2 separate regions of the Homo sapiens genome follow, and region 1 is linked to region 2. A link is a loop called in an ENCODE intact Hi-C map of the cell type or tissue named here. Cell type or tissue: chondrocyte. All regions are shown on one strand. Each heading gives the region's core, and the rest is flanking DNA. Links, peaks and the distances in the headings are about the cores only. Region 1 has its middle 530 kb from the start of LINC02655. Region 2 has its middle 50 kb from the start of LINC02655.

Region 1 (9,355 bases), core at 596-8,595, 480 kb after region 2:
TGGCTAATTTTTGTATTTTTAGTAGAGATGGGATTTCACCATGTTGGTCAGGCTGGTCTCAAACTCCTGACCTCAGGTGATCCTCCCGCCTGGGCCTCCCAAATTGCTGGGATTACAGGTGTGAGCCACCATGCCCGGCCAGGGTTTGGGTTATTTTTATTCAACTACATTGCTCAAAATTTCTCAAACAATGCTTGGACTCATTTTCCAGGTGTGTAAAATCCCTCATTAAATATGAGATATATAAAATCCCTCATTAAATATGAGGTGTGTAAAATCCCTCATTAAATATGTGTAAAATCCCTCATTAAATATGAGATATATAATATTGGAGATGCATATATAATGTGATATGTTAAGTTACACCTCAATTACAATGAATACCAACACATTATAACAACAAAATAAAGCCTGTATTAACAGTTTTCTTTTTCTACACTGACCTCAGTATGCTGAGAGCTTTTCTGAGGTGCAGCAAAATTGTCCATCCATCATTTCCAGCACACCATGTTTTAATGTTATAAGAATATTAGTAAAGGAAGAAGAATGTGCGCTTTTTCCCAAGAGAGGCATATTTACAAAGATTTCAAATTATATTTTATTCATGTAGGTTGCATCAAAATCAGTGAGATATTATTCATGATTGTTAAAAATTGTAAGCCAACCTAATGCCCAGCAAAGGAAAGTTGTTAAGTAAACTACGGAGCAACAACCTGATGGGACATTATGCATCAACAAACAGTGAGCATTTTGAAGACTCTGTAAGGAAACTGAAATGAAGATGTAAAACGGTTTTTAGGGGGTTATAGGAATTTTTGCTTTATTCATTTTACTATTAATGTGCTATAATGTTCCCACAATTAATAGTTATTGAAAAATTAATAAACAGAAGATGAAACTGAATTAGTTTAAGAAATTATTTGTGAAAAAGAAACATGTTCATTAAGTCTGCAAATGGACATAATGAAACAGAATATGTTAATTTCAAGCTGAGCATAAACTGACTTGGCCTGAGTCAATAGCAGGCTTAATTTTAAGTGTTGTGTCTACAATGTATTAGTGAGACAATGGTAGCTGTTTAAAGAAATAAGACGGAAACAATTCAAGGCAAAATGAACAATTAATTTAATCTAATAGAAAGTAATTTAAATCATCTGTTTGAAAAAGATTCCCCATTTATAACTTAACTTTTTTTTTTTTTTTTTTTTTTTTTTTTGAGATGGAGTCTTGCTCTGTCGCCCAGGCTGGAGTGCAATGGTGCGGTCTTGGCTCACTGCAACCTCCGCCTCCCAGGTTCATGCCATTCTCCTGCCTCAGCCTCCTGAGTAGCTGGGATTATAGGCACACACCACCATGCGCGGCTAATTTTTGTATTTTTAGTAGAGATGGGGTTTCACCATGTTGGTCAGGCTGGTCTCAAACTCCTGACCTCGTGATCTGCTCGCCTCGGCCTCCCAAAGTGCTGGGATTACAGGTGTGAGCCACTGCACTCGTCTGGAAACTTAACTTTTTAATAAAATAAATTTTTAAACATACTGCTTCCATGAATATTACTTACATATCAGATCTCACCTCCACAAAGTCAATTTTTTACATTAAAAAATCTAAAGTATAGACAAATATAATATTTTCCCCAGTTTTTTAGATATAATTTTACACAGAAAAATTTTGAAGACAGTGCACAGATCTTTCCATTATTAATTTTTATCCCACTTTTTTACTTTGTGCATGCTCTTTCTATGTATATATGTTTAATATTTTTTCAGGATACTGATACTATATGTTAGTATTTAATTATAATATATTATGTCCTATCTATATGTAAATAATATAATTCAATTATATAACAACTATAATGGCTTCCCTCTATACATGTTTTCCAAAAACTAATATAATGTTATTTTTAATTATATGCCATAATTAATTGCATAACATTAATGTATCAAATAGTTAATATATTAATAATTATATTTTAGATATAGTTTAGATTTCAATGAACCATAGATAAAAACTTAGGGGATTAAAAAAAAAAGAATAACTGCACCGAACATGTAGACTATTTTTCTTCTTATTTTTTAAAACAATACAGTATAACAACTTTTACATAGAATTTACATTGTACTAGGTATTGTATGTAATCTAGAGGTGATTTAAAATATAAGGGTGGATGGGCATAGATTATATGCAAACACTATGCCATTTTATATAAGGAACTTAAGCGTCTGTGAATTTTGGTATCCTCAAGTGGTGGGTCCTGAAACCAATGCCCTGCTGATACTGAGGGATTACTCTACATATATACATATATGTATATGTGTGTGTGTGTGTGTGTGTGTGTGTATACACACGTATATGTGTCGGTGTGTATTTTCCAGAATATTATTTCCAGAAGACCAAGAGGAGAGGAGAGAGTGATGAAAAAGTAGCAGCTAATATGCTTGGAAAACTTTAATTTCTATTTCCTAAGATCAAGAACATTTTTTACACATACATAGTACAATCATAGCATGGTTACCATGTAGAGTACACTTTGACAATAATGAGGGATAATGAATTAAATATTGAAAATATTTTCCATAAAGCATTTTAAAATGTAAAGTATGATGATATTGAAGAACAACAATGAAAAGAAGTTATACAATGGCTTTTTCAAAAAGAAGCAATGAGCCTATGGCTATGATGCACTAGCTGTATATAATAGATCAACCATTCTTCAGAAGATTAATGGAAAGCTAGTTTTAAAAACAACAAATTTTCTTGATGGTATCTTCAAGGTAGCTAGGATTTGAGACGCCAAGATCTCAGAGAAAAGGAAAGCTCTCTGGGCAGCTAAACGTCCATGGCTTCTCTTCTTAAAACATCCTCAAAACCAACACTAATATAAGTTTAAGTTCCTAATTTCAGCTCTTAGCAGTCTCTTTCCACTGTCAAAAATAGAAACTTGGAACTTAGAGCACTCTCAGGTGGAGTATTTCCAGGCTTTCACTTGAGGTCCCTGAAAGATCACACTGTAAAACTGAGGGTAAATCAGAAAGAAACTAGAACTTACAAAGCTTAAAACCAAGTTTGGTTGTAGAAAAATGATCTACTTTCACTTTAATAGCCTGCTAATATGTACAGAAAATTGCTGGAAAAATACGTTATCTGTAATCTCTTATTTTTTAATACACAATGTTTAGGAACTGTTGGAAACAGATAATCGGTGCCACGAAGAAAAGTCAGCACAGAGACAAAGGATCTCTCAGCAAGGCAATCTTTACTTTCTGCAGAAAGGGTGCCCTTCACAGATGGAACAGTAGCGAGAGCACATTTGAACAAAGGAAAAGCAGACATATTTATCCCTTAAGCATTTTGGTTGTCCTTACTTCTGTGTCCTGCATCCATTGGCTGGAGCTGGACCTCACAGTCCTAAACTGATACCCGATTTGCTAACAACCTGAAACTTTCCTAAATAGGTAAGTGCAAACAAAGAAGGAGAGGAAGTTGCTTATGAAAGGTTTAAGGAAGCAATAACATTTCCAAATAAGGAAGGAGCATCAGCTATGAGCTAAGACTTGCCTGGGCCTGTCTGGACACGCCTGAGTAAGCCAAAGCAACTAATTGGGCTAAAGTATAAGAACTGATAGTTGATAGAAGGCTTTAGAGTAAGAAGCTATTATTCCTACTGTCTATTATTTTATTTTTAAATCAAGATGAGCTTTGAAGAGGAACTTTTCTACTTTCTACAGGAACCAGTAAACTTACCTGGAAAACTAATTAACAAGAATAAGTTAAAACAGACAATAAAAACAGATTCACAAGGTTGTCAGATATATATTTTTAAGATAACAACTGATAAATATGTTCAGAAAAATAAATGACAGGATGAAGAACTATAGAATTGAAAACTATGACAAATAAAATTATTAATACAATATATAGGATTAATAGCAGGTTATTTATAGCTAAAGAGAAGATTTGTATTCCGGAAAATAGGGCATTAGGACTTCTTCAAAGTAAGACATGGAGAAAAAAGAGTCAAAAAATATAATAATGACTATAATATCTTAGGTGGAATATACTGATAAGTTTTCTTATCTATTGGATACCCACAAGGCAAAAAGAGAGATAATATTTGGGAGAGATTATGGTTAAGAATTTTTAAAATCTGATAAAAGATATAAAGTCATAGAGTCAATGAGCTGAAACAAAAAAAAAAGGCAGGGTAATTACAAAGAAAATCCTACTAAGGCATATCGTAGCCAAATTGCTGAAAATAAAAAATATTGAAAAATTTTAGAACCATTTAAAGAAAAATGTCAGATTGTCTTCAAACGTCAACAAAGGACATACAGCCAATTACACAGTGAAAAGAGCATGAGCCACAAGAAATGAGATATATAAAGTCCCAAAAGAAAATAACTGTAGGCATACAATTTAATACCCAAATAATATATTCTTCCAATTTAATGTGAAAAAGGCATTTTCAAATCAATAAAAGCTGATAGAATTTATTATCAGCAGAACTACATTAAAAGAGACATTAAAAAATATTTTCGAGGCAGAAGAAAGTAGGATCCCAAATAGAAACAAAGAAATACAGGAAGGAAGAAAAATAATGGGAAGGGTAAATATAAAATGAATGTTTACTATTAAAAATAATACTCATGATGTTTTATGGGGTTTGAAATACAAGCAAAATACAAATACTCTGATGGACTTATGTTTTCAGCCATAATCAAATAGATTGGAGGAGACTAAGGCCCCACTGAAGACAGCTAGAAAAGCTGCATAAAATAGGTTTGTTTGTTTTTAGTAATCTGTTTAAAGGCATCAGCTTTGAGCTGGCAAGGCAGCCAGGAGTTGAGAAGCCATATCCTGGAGAGAAGCTTATTGAGATAAACCAACTTCCTGTATGCTAATGAGAATCTCTCAAGGCGTTATCCAAATCTTATCACAGGCAAGAGGGTAAGGAGCTAGGTGTAGAGCAGTGCTAAGGGATAGAGAAGCTAATAGAGCTTTAGGCAACCTACGGAGTTGCGAGACAAAAAAAAATTGCATTTTGGGGCTGCCAAAACAACCAGAATTTAGAAGGCCAAGATCTGATAGAGAAGGCAACTGCAGGCAAGTGAGAACAATACTTAACATAGATTTTCTCCTTTAGTCATTTGTAATTAAGCTTCAAAGGGCAAGTGACAAAATAGCCAAACACAAAGGAGCATAAAAAAAGAGAATAATTTTTGGCAATGTCACGGTGCAAGGAAGACAGATATTTGAATTCAGAACTCAGAAAAAAAGAAGGGGCCCTCAGAAACACTCGCTGGACTCCTGGAAGGTCACTTAGTAGGAGTAGGGGAAAACAGAAATAAATATGTCCTTTCAAAGGCTGCAGAGCAGCCTTGAATGAGCTAAATTTGTGGCTCCATTGAGATGATCTGCTGCTGTACTGCCATCTAGAGGGCAGGGTTAAGCTTTTCTGAAGGAAGATAACATCCATGGCGTCTAAAATGGATGGCATACAATGCAAAATTAGCATTCAATTTAAAAATAAAAAATAAACATTGCGCTTTAAAGATTGCAAAAAGTTATCCCAATTGTATTGTTACTTGAATCTATGTTCCTTGCAATATGTCTTTGCTGTTCTTCCATCAGGAGACAGAGGACATTTCCCCATCCGTTGTATCTAGGCAGACAATGGGTTGAGATGAGCTGTGACTTATATGAATATGCTGAAAGTGATCATGTATCAGTTCAGGGCTCAAGATTTGTGTACTTCTCTCTCTTTCTCTTTCTCCCTCTCTGTCTCTCTGTTTTTGATTCCTATAACCACCACATGAATAGCCTGGTCTAACATATTAGAGAATGAGGGACGACATGGAAGAGAGCCCAGAGCCCATTTGATCTATCTGATATTTCCTAGATCAGTTTAAAGTTCATCTCAAACTTGTGAAAGGGTGAAGCCATGATTGATAGATACACCAACTTCATACCCAGCTGACTGCAGATACATAGTGGAGCCCAAATGAGATGAGAACTACAAGGAGTTGATTGGTAGATTCATGAGCAATAGGAGACACTCAGTTTTGGAGTTGCTTATAATACAGCAGTAGCTAACTGAAAAACTTATTAATAGAAAGTAAGAGAAAAACCAGACAATAGAAACATACCTTTAAATGATCCAGTTATTGAAGATACTAGACATGGGCTTTACAACACCTGTGATTAATATATTCACTAACATTCAGACTAAGAGCCAAGTTGTCAACAGAAAGAGCAGGAAAACAGAATACAATGGAAAAACAACTTTAAAATTCTGAATGAATATGTTTCAATCTAGAATTCTATAGCCCCTGAATATATTTTTCACAATTAAAGTTGAAATAAAAACATCTCTAAGGAATTAAAAAGGCACAAAAAAGAGAGAGATTATTACCTGTAGAACCTCACAAAATTTAAATAAAATGTTAATGGCAGAATACTTCAGTCACTAGGAAAACTTAAAAAAATAACCCTAGATTACCCCGCCCCACAAATGCAGAGAGGTGAAGAGCAACAGAAAGTGTCATATATGGATATAAATGAATAAATATTGAGTATACAAAAATTTTAAAATAATATTAGGTGATGACTAAAATACATATAAAAATACATGTCAACAATTTTACAGGAGAGGGACAAGTGGAGTTAAAGAAACCCCAAATTCAATAAATTCTTGGAACTAGATAAAATTAATACTTATAAATATCATGAGTAAAACTGGGGGCCTCCATACAGACTTGAAGAGAGTATTTTGAACAACTTTATGGCACTAAATTTAAAAAATGTAGTTAAATGGAAAACTTCATTTAAAAAGATAATTTATTAAAATCAACCCAAGATGAAATTTAAAATCTGTATTATTGTATTTTTATTACTGTGGTTAAATCTGTAATTGAGTATTTTCTGCCAACAACATGAGGCTGTGATGGTTTCACTGGTAAATACCTAGAGTTGTTTTCATTCCTTTTTTAATTGCCAATTTTGAAATTTATTTCTTGTGACAATGCTGCAAGGTAGATTAACCCGTTTCACAAATTAGGAAACTGAGATTTAAAGAGTGTGTGAATAAAGGTTAGATTTGACTTTACGTAATAATAAAAAAAGTTGCTCAAAGAAAACAGGAGTTTTTTCTCTTATGCGACCATGAATCTCAGTAATTTCATTCATAATATGGTATTCATAATATTGCTTTTCTAAAAGATGGAGTTTTTGTCAGATGATTTCTTAGGGATCGATAATTCTAGCAGGGAAGAAAAATCAAATTAGGTTTGTATTATGTAACTTTGCAAATCTCTATTTTGTGTTATATATTCAAACTTCTGGGGATTCTTGAGTTCTACTATTTGTTTTGTTAAGCTAAAATTTTCTGTGAATTATTGGAAATCAGTCGTTTTCTGTGTCTTTTACCGAGACAAGGAACTAAGCCTGCAGATTTTGTATTCGAGACAGCATTATTAGTATACTCTGTTTCAATGAAAACTGAAAGCATACATCCGTTCATTTACTTCACTCATTCAACAAGTATTTTGTGATCATCTATGTTGTGATAGATATAGAGCAAACACCTAATTCATGCCATCATGAAGTTTGTCATGCATAGAAAAGGACAGTCATTAATCAAAAAAAAATTTTTTTTCTTTTTTTGAGATGGAGTCTCACTCTGTCGCCCAGGCTTGAGTGCAGTGGTGCGATCTCGGCTCACTGCAGCTTTTGCCTGCCGAGTTCAAGCAATTCTCTTGCCTCAGCCTCCAAAGTACCTGGGACTACAGGCACGCGCCATTTTTTGTATTTTTAGTAGAGACGGCGTTTCACCGTGCTGGTCAGGCTGGTCTCCAGCTCCTGACCTCGTGATCTCCCCGCCTCGGCCTTCCAAAGTGCTGGCTTACAGGCGTGAGCCACCGTGCCTGGCCCATTAATCAAAATTTTGAAAGTAAATCCATATCTCCCAACACTGTTAAGTCCTCTGGAGGAGTGTTTCTCCACACTGGGACAGTGCTAGTGGAAAGGAAGGGCCTGATGTAGCCCAGGGGTCAAGAGAGCATTCACTTGGGCCGGGCGCCTGGCTCACACCTGTAATCCCAGCACTTTGGGAGGCCGAGGCAGGCAGATCACTTGAGGTCAGGAGTTTGAGACCAGCCTGGCCAACATGGCAAAACCCCGTCTCTACTAAAATCAGAAAAATTAGCTGGGTGTGGTAGCGTCCACCTGTAGTCCTAGATACGCAGGAGGCTGAGGCAGGAGAATCACTTGAACTCTGGAGGTGGAGGTTGCAGTGAGCCGAGACCAGGCCACTGCACTCCAGTCTGGGTGACGGAGCGAGACTCCATCTCAAAAAACAAACAAACAAACAAAATGAGCATTTGCTGAAACACATCTTTGAAGTAAGATCAGAAGGAGCAGCTCACTCACTAGGCCAGGTGGGGAGGTTGTGGTGGGACAGTGTGGAGCAAAAGAGGAACTGTAGGCCGAAAGGAGCGGGATCTGCGCGAGAGGCACCATGAACAAGTAGAGTGACTGTGGCAAAGCAAATGGAGGGCCAGTGGTTCGGGAATGGGCGGGGGAATGGGAGAGGGTGTGCAAAGGGGCAACCGCAGTGACTCCTCATGCTGCAAGTCTTGTCACGTCTATCCACTGTGAAGAAACTGTTGCGATGATAAATTAGATGCAAATAATAATGCCTTAGTGTTTAAAAGGAATACAGGATGGGGAGGGGAGTTCTTTTGTAAGGGGTATAGAGTAGTAGGCTTGCCAGGTGAAGAAGTTCTGGATATCCGCTTCACAACAATGTGAATATACTTAACACTACTGAACTGTACACTTAAAAAGGGCTCAGATGGCAAATTTTATGTTACTTTTTAAAAATTACAATAAAAAATGACTGCAAAAAAGGAATGGAAATTCCATTTCCTATATATTTCATATCACTGGTAACTCCATTACTTTTAAGTCAGGTAAATAGGGAATGCAAAATTATTTTGCTTTGTAATCTCTTAAAAATTAAAATATATGAAGTTTAAAGATATGAAAGAATTTAATAATTTGTGTCTCATAATATTTTAAATCATAAGCCAGAAAACCTAGAAAATTGAATGATATTATAACATTTTCTTTGTGTATATACATGATAACTATTTTCTCTTTAGACATAGTAACCTCGTATTTAAAAATAATTTGCAGGTTTCAAAGTGTATTATATTATTTGGTTGTTGTTAGCTATAATTGCTTTCTTCCAAAGGCAAATCCCAGCCTCTCCTACTCACACCAACGTATAGCTTAGTCCTAGAAGGGCATTTTTATTTATTTATTTATTAGAGGGTTTTAAAATAGAATAGTATTA
Region 2 (9,355 bases), core at 589-8,588:
GGGTTGAGGCTGGCCTTGGAGACAGGACAGTTTTCTTCAGCTGAGTTGAGGAAGGGCCCAGGCTGCACTGAGTAAACCACATGCGTGTCTGAGTGTGAAGGCCATTCTGAGATGTGTGCTGAGGCTGGTCTGGCCCAGCTGTGTGACAGCCCAGTTACTATGATCATGAAAAATGTGTTTATTCTCACATGCAGTACCCACTGTGCATACATCCACATAACCACCTGCCCAGAGCCCTGCAACTGCAGAGCTGGTGAGCCACCAGTGGTCACTTCGACAGCACCATCATAATAAAAATGGGGAAGCTGAGACCCAGAGCGTGGAGTTCACAAGTCCAAGATCACTCTGAGAGCTGAACACAGGGCCTCACAGGCCCCTGCTGCCCCCTCTCCCATCATACTCAGTCCTGCTCCCTGGACACAACCTCTCTCAATTCTCTAGCTATTTCTTCTACTGTTCATTTTTTGTTTCCCTGAATTACAAGTTTTGACGGCTGCTTCTTAACTTATCAGTTTTTGGCAATTATCTACTGACTTCTCATCAGGTTGACGTGGACTCAGCTCGCCTATTTCCTGCCCCCATCTCATTTCAGTCTCCTCATCCACCCAGGTCCTCTCAACTTAATTAAAAACATTGTTCACTGCGGGTCAAGTTGGTGCTATAATTGCATTTTCCTTCTTGTACATCTTTTCATTTTCCTAGAATTAAAAATTGCACATTGCTTTTTCATTTGCATAGTTTATGATGTGCCTGCTATTGTGTTTCCCTGCCATCAGATCTGTCGTAACCTTGGCAGATGGGTTTTCCCAAACGGGGAGCTGCATTTTCAGCCATGTCTTAGACCAGTTCTATTCCCAGGGTGTTCCGTCCTCACCAGTCTGGTTGGAGGCACAAATGGGGTTACACTGCCAGGAGCCGTCTGCATGGCTTACACAGGCCTGGACCTCCCTCCTTAGTCCAGGCACTCCTGGGAGTTCCAGGGTGTCTCTCCCACGTGCTCACAAGCGACTCTGCTTCTGGCCATTTTCTGCTGTGTGGCTGCCTCTGCCAGAGCCTCCTGCTTCTCTGCTTCTTCCAGCTCTCACCATAATAGCCTCTCCTACCAGGGGCCGTAGGTTTCTGCCAGGTACCCTGCTTAGTGCTCTGAGGGCCTCCTGATGCTGGCCGGCACTGCAGTGCACTGTAGCACGATGGCATGGGTGCTGCCTCTGCTGCTGGCTCCCAGGGCTATATGATACTGACACTGGGACTGGGCCCACCATTGCCCTGGATTGTAGGGACATTCCATGTCGGTTGGTCCGGGACAAGGCTTTCTCTTTGTGTTCCCATCCCCATCAATGTTGTCCAAGTCCCCACCATTTGTTCACAGGGGTTTACACTGATTTGAGGCTGTTGGCTGCAGGATGGAGTTGATGAGGGCGTTGCCCTCCAGCACAGCTTGTGCTTGGTCCCTTTCACTGGGGGCCCCGATCCTTTTGCATCCTGGTCTTTCTTCCTCTCCCCACTGCAAAGACTTTTCTCCTTCCTCACTTTCCTTTTCTGTCCCTGTCACCAAATAAAAGCACTTGCCCTGGTAAAAACACATTGCAGGTCATGTTTTACCTAGGTCAGTATCTGTGTCTTGGAGTCTTGTTTCAGCTTGGGGTGGCCCAGGGCACCTGTGAGAAGGGAGAGGAAGTACACAGAAAACAAATCCATTCATACTTGGAGTCTAACCTGCCTCCTCAGGACAAACTAGGTGCTGCCCACGCCTGGGTCTTTGCGTTTTTAAGGGAAAGGCTGCTGCTACCTGATTTAATTTTTGTTCCCTTTAGGAATTGGCTGGCCTGAGGACAGATTCCTCAGTGTCTTTGTGATCACCCCTCTTGGGTCCCTGGGCACCGTCTCTGTTCCTGGGTCAAGCTTGTTCTGCCTGGTTCCCTCTCTGCCCAGGAGGAGCCCCTGTTCCTCTGTTCACTGTCTTCAAAATAGGTCTGGATGCAGCTTAGGCTCAAGCTGAGTGATAGGGTTTGGCTGTGTCCCCACCCAAAATCTCATCACAGGTCAAGGGCGGGACCAGGTGGAGGTAATTGAATCATAGGTGTGGTCTCCTCCATGCTCTTCTCATCTCACGAGAGTCTGATGGCTTTATAAGCATCTGGCATTTCCCCTGCTTGCCCTCGTTCTGACCTGCTGCCCCGTGAAGAAGGTGCCTGCCTCTTCTTTGCCTTCCGCCATGATTGTAAGTTTTCTGAGGCCTCTCCAGCAATGCGGAACTGTCAGTCAGTTAAACCTCTTTTCTTTATAAATTACCCAGTCTCGGGTATTTCTTCATAGCAGTGTGAGAACGGACTAATACACTCAGACCTGGCACTCTTGATTTAAATGAGATATGATTTTGAATGATTTTGGTATGTTTTAATGAAATTATACTATTTTCAATACAAAATGTATTAAAACTGAAAATATGATTGATTTTATAAATCTTTGGTAAACTATATAAATAAGTTCACATTTCAGAACTGACTCCCCTCCCTCCCTCCCTTCTTTACTTCCTTCCCTCCCTCTTTCCTTCCTTCCCTCCTTCCTTCCTCTTTTTATCCTTTTTAAAAAAATTAATAGCATTTTGGTTCAGAGAAATGGCCACTTTACCTGTAGAGGGACACCTGCAGCACCCATCCCAGTTGTGGCTTGATTGATCAGCCCTCCCTCTCCAGCTAGGAATCCACTGCAGCTGCGGAGTCTCTGCTCTTTGCCTCCAGAGAAGCTGCATCAAGCAGATGGATGGGCACTTTCCAGCTTTAGAGGAAATTCACTTCAGCAACCCCAGAGCAGTTTGAGAAACAAATGTGTCTGTTGTAAACATCTCACACAGTCATAAACTGCAGCCTCTCTTTAGAGCCCCACAGAGACATGACCCTGCCCTTCCCTGACCCCTGCACTGTGGTTTATGAGTAGTTTTCTCTGCAAGGGGGAATTGGTGACTCTCTATCAAGGATGAAGAGAAGCAGAAATCCAAGCAGGGACCTTGCAGGGGCCTCAGGCAGGTCCTGCCAGACTGTGCAATGTAGACGATTCAATTCCACTTGGTCCAATGACCAGCACTGTGCCTGGAACTGTGGTGAGAAGCCAGATGTGTGGGTTCATGCCAGGCTCTGCCCTCTGTGAGTGTGAGTCCACATCCAGGCCCATGATTTTATTATAAAATCATGCTTCCTGTCTGACCTCCATGTAGGCTAAAGTCCTGTTTCATTGAGCAGCAACTGACTTTATTATACTAAGATGATAGATTAGTTTGCCAGGGCTGCCATAACAAAACACCACAGACTAGGTGGTTTAAATAACAAATTTATTTTCTCATGGGTCTGGAGACTGGAAGTCTGTGATCAAGATGTCAGCAGGGTTGGTTTCTCCTGGGGCCTCTGTTGGCCTGCAGAAGCCCTTCTCCCTGTGTCCTCACATGGTTCTCTCTGTGCACACACACCCCTGGTGTCTCTGTGTGCTCACATTTCCTCCTCTTTTAAGACACTAGTCATATTGGATTAAGGCACATCCTAATGGCCTCATTTTAACTTAATCACCTCTTTAAATGCCTCATCTCCACATATCCACATATTAAAACATATGAAACATGAATTCAGCCCATAACAGATAAGAAAGAATAGGCTTAGAGGGAACAAGGAGCAAAAAAGAGGAAAAAATAACATTTATTAAGTGAAATAGAATAGACCTGGGCATTTCAGGTATAATAACTGTGAATAAATATGTGTTAAATATGTGAATATTATTGATTTTACTCCTGAGAGTTAAAATATGTGAATATTATTGATTTTACTCCTCTGAGAGTTACTGTTATGTAGGAATTTGTTATTTTGCTGGGGCTTTGATTTGAGTCTCACACTCTTCGAATCCCATGGGTAGGAGGGTTCGGGAACTGTCCAGAACCCTCATCTCAAAAGGGCTCAGTGCTTATATACACCCTGTCCAGAGGAAATGGTATGTTCTAGCAACATCTGAGCGCTTGAGAACATCTACAGACACCCGGGGCCACCATGCTGTGAGCCCAGCACCTGGCTCTATCTAGGCAGGTGTGCAATAACCTAGGTCGGCACTTTCTCTTGTTCATAACAGCCCTGCACCATCCTGATAGATGGGGAAACTGAGGCTCAAAGAGTTTAAAGAATTAGCATCCCTAAGCAAGGAGTGACATGAGAGTGACCTGGGAGAAGTCAGAGCCCTGAGAATCAGAACAAAGACAAGTAATGCAGATAAATAAATGAACAATCCTGCTACTGATTGATCCTGTGAAATGTCCAGATGCGGAGACCAGTGCCCACGGCACAAGCTTTCTTTGGAAGGCGAAGATCTCCCCTTCCTGCTGGCCAGGGTTAGGGTTGGAGGAACTTGAGGGGGACCAGGGGAGGTGGCCTCAGGGAAGCCCAGGGTTGCTGGTGCCATCGCCAAAGAGGAGACTTTCGGTCTGTCCAGCAGGTGGCGCCGCGCAGCTGAGTATCCGAGGAGAGCAGGCTGAGGCTGGAGAAACCGTCTGCCCTAGGCTTCTTCCCAAATTGCATGTCCCCAGCAGGGGACTCTGCACTGCTAGGGCTCCTGTCCAGCACGGCATCTTCTCTCCGGGGGACTGGGAAACAGGGTGTTTGTCCTCACCTAGAAAACGGCCTCTACGCACACATCTGCTGGAGAGAATAAAGCTGCCGCGTGGCCCTGGGCTTGCTGGCAGGCAGGGGTGGCTGGTGGGCAAGGCTGGGGCCAGCCAGAATGCTCTGCTCCCAAGCAGCCTGGAACTCTCCCTGGAACAGGGCGAAAGCCCCCTAGTAGCCAAAAAAGGAAGATTCTCCCTGGAAACCTGGGCCTGTTCCCCAGCAGCTGGTCAGTTTCATTTGCTCCAAAGCTGCCCCTGAGATGTGGAAGTCTTGGGATAAACCAATTAATTGTAAACATTTTCTTAAATATTCCTGTTTGGACTTGAATTGGTATGTCTAAGGTCTTTCCTGTCCTGATAGTCATCCCTTTGTACGGTAGCATGTCAGCCATAGTGTGGCAGTTGCAGGTACAGGGGCTGGATCTGAATCTAGACACTTCTATGACTTGCTGTGTGATACAGTGAGTTTCTTAACCTCTCTGTGTCTCAGAGCCCTCTTCAGTAAGATGGAGATGGTAACAATTCTTATCTCATGGGTTTACTGTAAGGATTAACTTAATAAATATAAAGCACTTAGGGACAGCGTCTGACAGGCAGTTATTAGAGCTAAGTGGTTGTTATTACCATCAGCTGAGCATACAGCAATTTTCTCAACTAAGTCACGTCACACTAATGCAGGGCATGCAGTAGATTTCCAATAATGCCGAATGGGATTTAAATGGGGGAAAGAGCTTCTAGCAGGGAGTGAGGAGTGGGGCAGCCTATATTGGTGGATGGAGGGCACCAATCAAGGGCCACAGGGATACCCATCCCCTTCCCAGAGAGAGAGAGCTGCTCTTTACGCCACCAGGCCTGAAACTCCAGGCAATTTGGAAGGGCCAATGTGTCGGGGAGAAGAAAGGGAGAGATGTGAGTGCTGTGGCTTCAGCTGGGGGTGCCAGTGGCAGACTGGGCTACGCGTCGGGATCCGTGCAAGGGAAATAGGAATAGAGTCTAGCTCCAAGGGAAGGACAGGCAGGAACCATGCCACCCAGGAGCACAGCCAACCACCAGCCTGGGGGGAAAACCAGGGACCAAAGGCCAGAGCTGGCCAGGAGTCAGGTCCCACACAGAGAGGGCAGGGAAAGAGGCTCAGCTGGACACTGGAGGCTCCAGTCCCCGTAGTCACCCCTGAACACCTGACAGACTTGGGAAGAGCCATGGGCCAGGGCGGGGCTGACAGACACACTGCAGCAACCTCTGTGGGCTGCAGCTGCCACATAGGTAGGTGCCTCCTGGAGGCCCCATCTAAAGCCAAGGGTCATCCCTTTAATGGCTGGATCCTGAGCAGGGAGTAGGGAGGGGCTTGGCAGCCAGGCCAGCAGGTAGGTGGATTGGGGCAGTGACTTTTTGTCAGCCAGCTTGGAAGTATTTCATCAATTTCACAACCAGCATATCTGTGTCCATGTGCCCGGCTGGGCCCCAGCCCTAGTCTTTTTTCCACCCTGTAGTCACCTGATTTGCATTGGTCTGAGGGAGCTGAGAGGTGGGCAGCTGGGGAGGCTGGCACTGAATGACATCCGCATATTACTGCATTCCCACTGTGGTGGGATGTGTCTCCAGAAACGGCAGAGCCCTGGCAGTGAAGAGTAGCCCTGCACTAGACTGCCTGAATTTGAGTCATGATTCCACCACTCCAAGCTGCGTGACCTTGGGCAAGTGACTTGCCTTCTCTGTGTCTCAAATTCCTGCTTCCTGTTTTCTAAACCGAAAACAAAATTAGTACCTTTCTCACAAGATGCTATGAGAATTAACTGAGCAATGTGTGCAATACATTTGGAACAGTTACTTATACCTATAGTATTTAGAACTATTCAAAAAGCAGTAACTTTTTTCATTAAGCACACGTTAATTTTGCATCATCTTCCAAAGTACATAGTTCCTGGCCTTAAGGACACATATGTATTTGGGAGGGAACTGTGAACTCTGCCTCTGTGGAGTACGAGCAGATGAACCCAGGGATCAGAGAGGGAAGGGGTTGACCCAGGCCACAAGGAGGATCAATGGCAGAACAAGGGAGGATCCAGGCCTCCTGAGGCATGTCAGAGTCTTCATGGGTGTAATGTTTGATATGGGCAACCTGCTTTCTTTTCTTCCCTTCCTCCATCTAAGCTGATGCTTGGACTCTGATCTCCAGGGATGAGGAAGAGCTGACAGTGGAAATAGCAAGTCTTTATGGATTTACTTTCCAAGGTCTTAGCCTCAAAGGAGAGAAGGAATTTGAGGCAGACAAGATGAGCAACTGGGACAAACCTGCAGGAAGGATTTCCCCTGAGACTAGAGGGATCTGAGGCGAAAGTGGGAGGACTGTGTAGAACTTGGTTGTGGGCCAGCACCGGCTGCCGCTTGGTCCCCATGCCTGTGTTTTGTCATGAACTGCATTTCTGCAGGCCCAGCATTCTCTGTGGCTATTTTTTGCTGCAGAGATTCAGGCCACGGAGGAGGCTTTTTGTCTGTACACCCTCAGCAATGAATGGCCACAGCAGCTGCCTGTTACAAATGCCTTCCTCTTTCTGAGCTGCTGGCGTGTGAAGGGTTTTATAGGCGGCCTTGCTTCAGATGGAAATAGAACAGCTCTGAACTTGCTACCTATTACCTAGAAGTCATTTTCTGTAGTTATTCCCTTTGTGGCACCATCAAGCATGCACACCAGTAGCTGTCGAGGGTTTGGATATTTAACCAGCTCGTGTTCACACGCATGTGGGTTTCGCCTGTGCCTCTGTGAGACCTCTGGCTAGTACCCATGTGTGTTGGATCTCATGTGGCCTGTTCTCATTATTGGTATTGTCATTACACTTGAGACTGTGTGAGGGGCCGGGGTCCCAGTGCAGTCACCTCAGGACCCAGAGCTGACCTGAACAGAACTTCAGTTTTTCCTCCCCCAAGGGGACCCAGAGCTGACCTGAACAGAACTTCAGTCTTTCCTCCCGCAAGCTCATACATTACTATTTGTCACCCACAACTCAGCATGCATATTTTAACCAGTCCATTTTGGAATCCTTAAGAGGGAAAGAACATGACAGCACTGGACTGAACAGGAAGACAGGTCCCTGGTGAGATGGAGTGAGGGTGATGGGTGAGGGTACATCAGGTCCCTGAGGAGCCTGGAGGGGAAGGGGGCAGGGCCACCAAAATCAGATTTCTTGGATTACACTGCAGAGGTGACTGAGGAGTCTCCCAACACTTTACAGGGAAGTAGGAAAAATCCAGGCTGTAAAACTTTCTTTCAAAACATTTTGGAGGTTACTTTCCTTCTCTGTTTGTTTTCAAGTGCGTAACAGTGATCAGTTCCTTGCTTAACCTTCCTTTATCTGTCATCTTAGGACCAAGGTTGGCTGGGGGGCTGGTGTGTCAGTTAACAGGCAACATGCACAGAGCTGCCTGCCTGGCGCTGGGCCCCGGGTAGCTCCATTCTCAAAGACGTTGGACAGAAGCCCTGCGCAGAAGATGGTGCTGATGCCATTGGAATGGTCCTGCTCCCGGGTCACAGAAATGAGGTGGAGGAGGTATGGGGAGGAAAGATAGTGTCAAGCCCCTGTTGGTTGCTGTAGCAACATTCTGTAATGACTGGAGATCAGTTGCAACAGTCTAAATTTTATTTGCTTTTATTTTCTCTTTGGGAGTAGCATCATGGCTAAAAATAAGAACAGCAGAAACCCACCGCTGGGCTGGTTGGTGCAGCTCCGGTGCCTTCCCGAGTCTGGCAGGTCCACAGCAGAGGACAGAGAAACGGGGGTCTTTCAAGCCAGTGTGGTGAGAGACAGGATGGGAAAGAGCCATGTGGAGTTGGTGGGGGCACCCCTGCCAAGCTAGTTAGCCTGTTTTGTAGCCTTGTAATTTGACAGCCTGGTTTCTCCAAGGAGCGAAAAATCAATAGCGCTATCCACACACACTCAGCTTCTGACCACTTTAACTTCCATAAAGAGGCATCGAGGAAATATTGAGTTAGAGGTGAGGCACAGAAATTCTGCTGTGGTGGAGTTCTTGTGGGCCGGAAGGTAGCTCCTTCAGGGTAGCCTTTTAGCATTTGTTAGCTGCTGTTTCTTTCATTTCTTTTAATTTTTGAATATGCAAATTCCCCAGCATATACAGATGTAAGGAGAATAGTATTCTGTACACTGGAGCCAGCTCATTTAGGATGCTTGGAAAAAAAAGTGGAAGACCAAAATCTCTGCATCTAGGCAGAGAAAAAATGCTCCACCTTTGATGGAGTTATTTCTGACACACTGTGAGATCTCCTGGTTCATCCCAGTGCTACTGCACTAAAATCCTGAGTTAACCTTTAAAAAGAAGAAAGTCCTGCTGCTTGCGACAACATGGATGAACCTGGAGGGCATTATGTTAAGTGAAATAAGCCAGACACAGAAAGACAAATACTGCATAATCTCACTTATAGGTAGAATCTGAAATAGTCGAACTCATAGAGTCAGGGAGTAGAATGGTGGTTGGGAGGTGGGGAAAATGGAGAGATGTTGGTCAAAGAGTATGAACTTTCAGTTTTGCAAGATGAATAAATTCTGGAGATTTCGTGTACTGCACGGAGACTGTAGTTCACAATACTGTATTGTATACCTGAAATTTACCAAGAGTATAGACCTTAAGTGTTCTCGTCACACACACACACACACACACACACACACACACACACACGGTAACTATGTGAGGTGATGGACAAGT

Evidence for each region. Peaks named below come from ENCODE experiments on the same cell type or tissue, not always from the same donor. Only the 100,000 strongest peaks of a DNase experiment are listed, where the experiment ranks them.
Region 1: a loop joins it to region 2, with 3 times the contacts of the local background. A loop is called at or near these places in 4 of 110 quality-filtered maps.

Annotation. Positions count from the first base shown.
Region 1 is chr10:81,174,583-81,183,937 of GRCh38, forward strand. No RefSeq gene overlaps it. Among named protein-coding and RNA genes, the nearest start is that of LINC02655, 530 kb to the left of the region's middle. RefSeq lists an enhancer at 3,037-4,236. In chondrocyte, for the core only: CTCF peaks have their summits at 5,419 (motif pointing left) and 5,624; a DNase peak (open chromatin) is centred at 8,519.
Region 2 is chr10:80,695,226-80,704,580 of GRCh38, forward strand. No RefSeq gene overlaps it. Among named protein-coding and RNA genes, the nearest start is that of LINC02655, 50 kb to the left of the region's middle. RefSeq lists enhancers at 4,190-4,715, 4,522-4,781. In chondrocyte, for the core only: CTCF peaks have their summits at 4,470 (motif pointing right) and 4,672; a DNase peak (open chromatin) is centred at 4,518.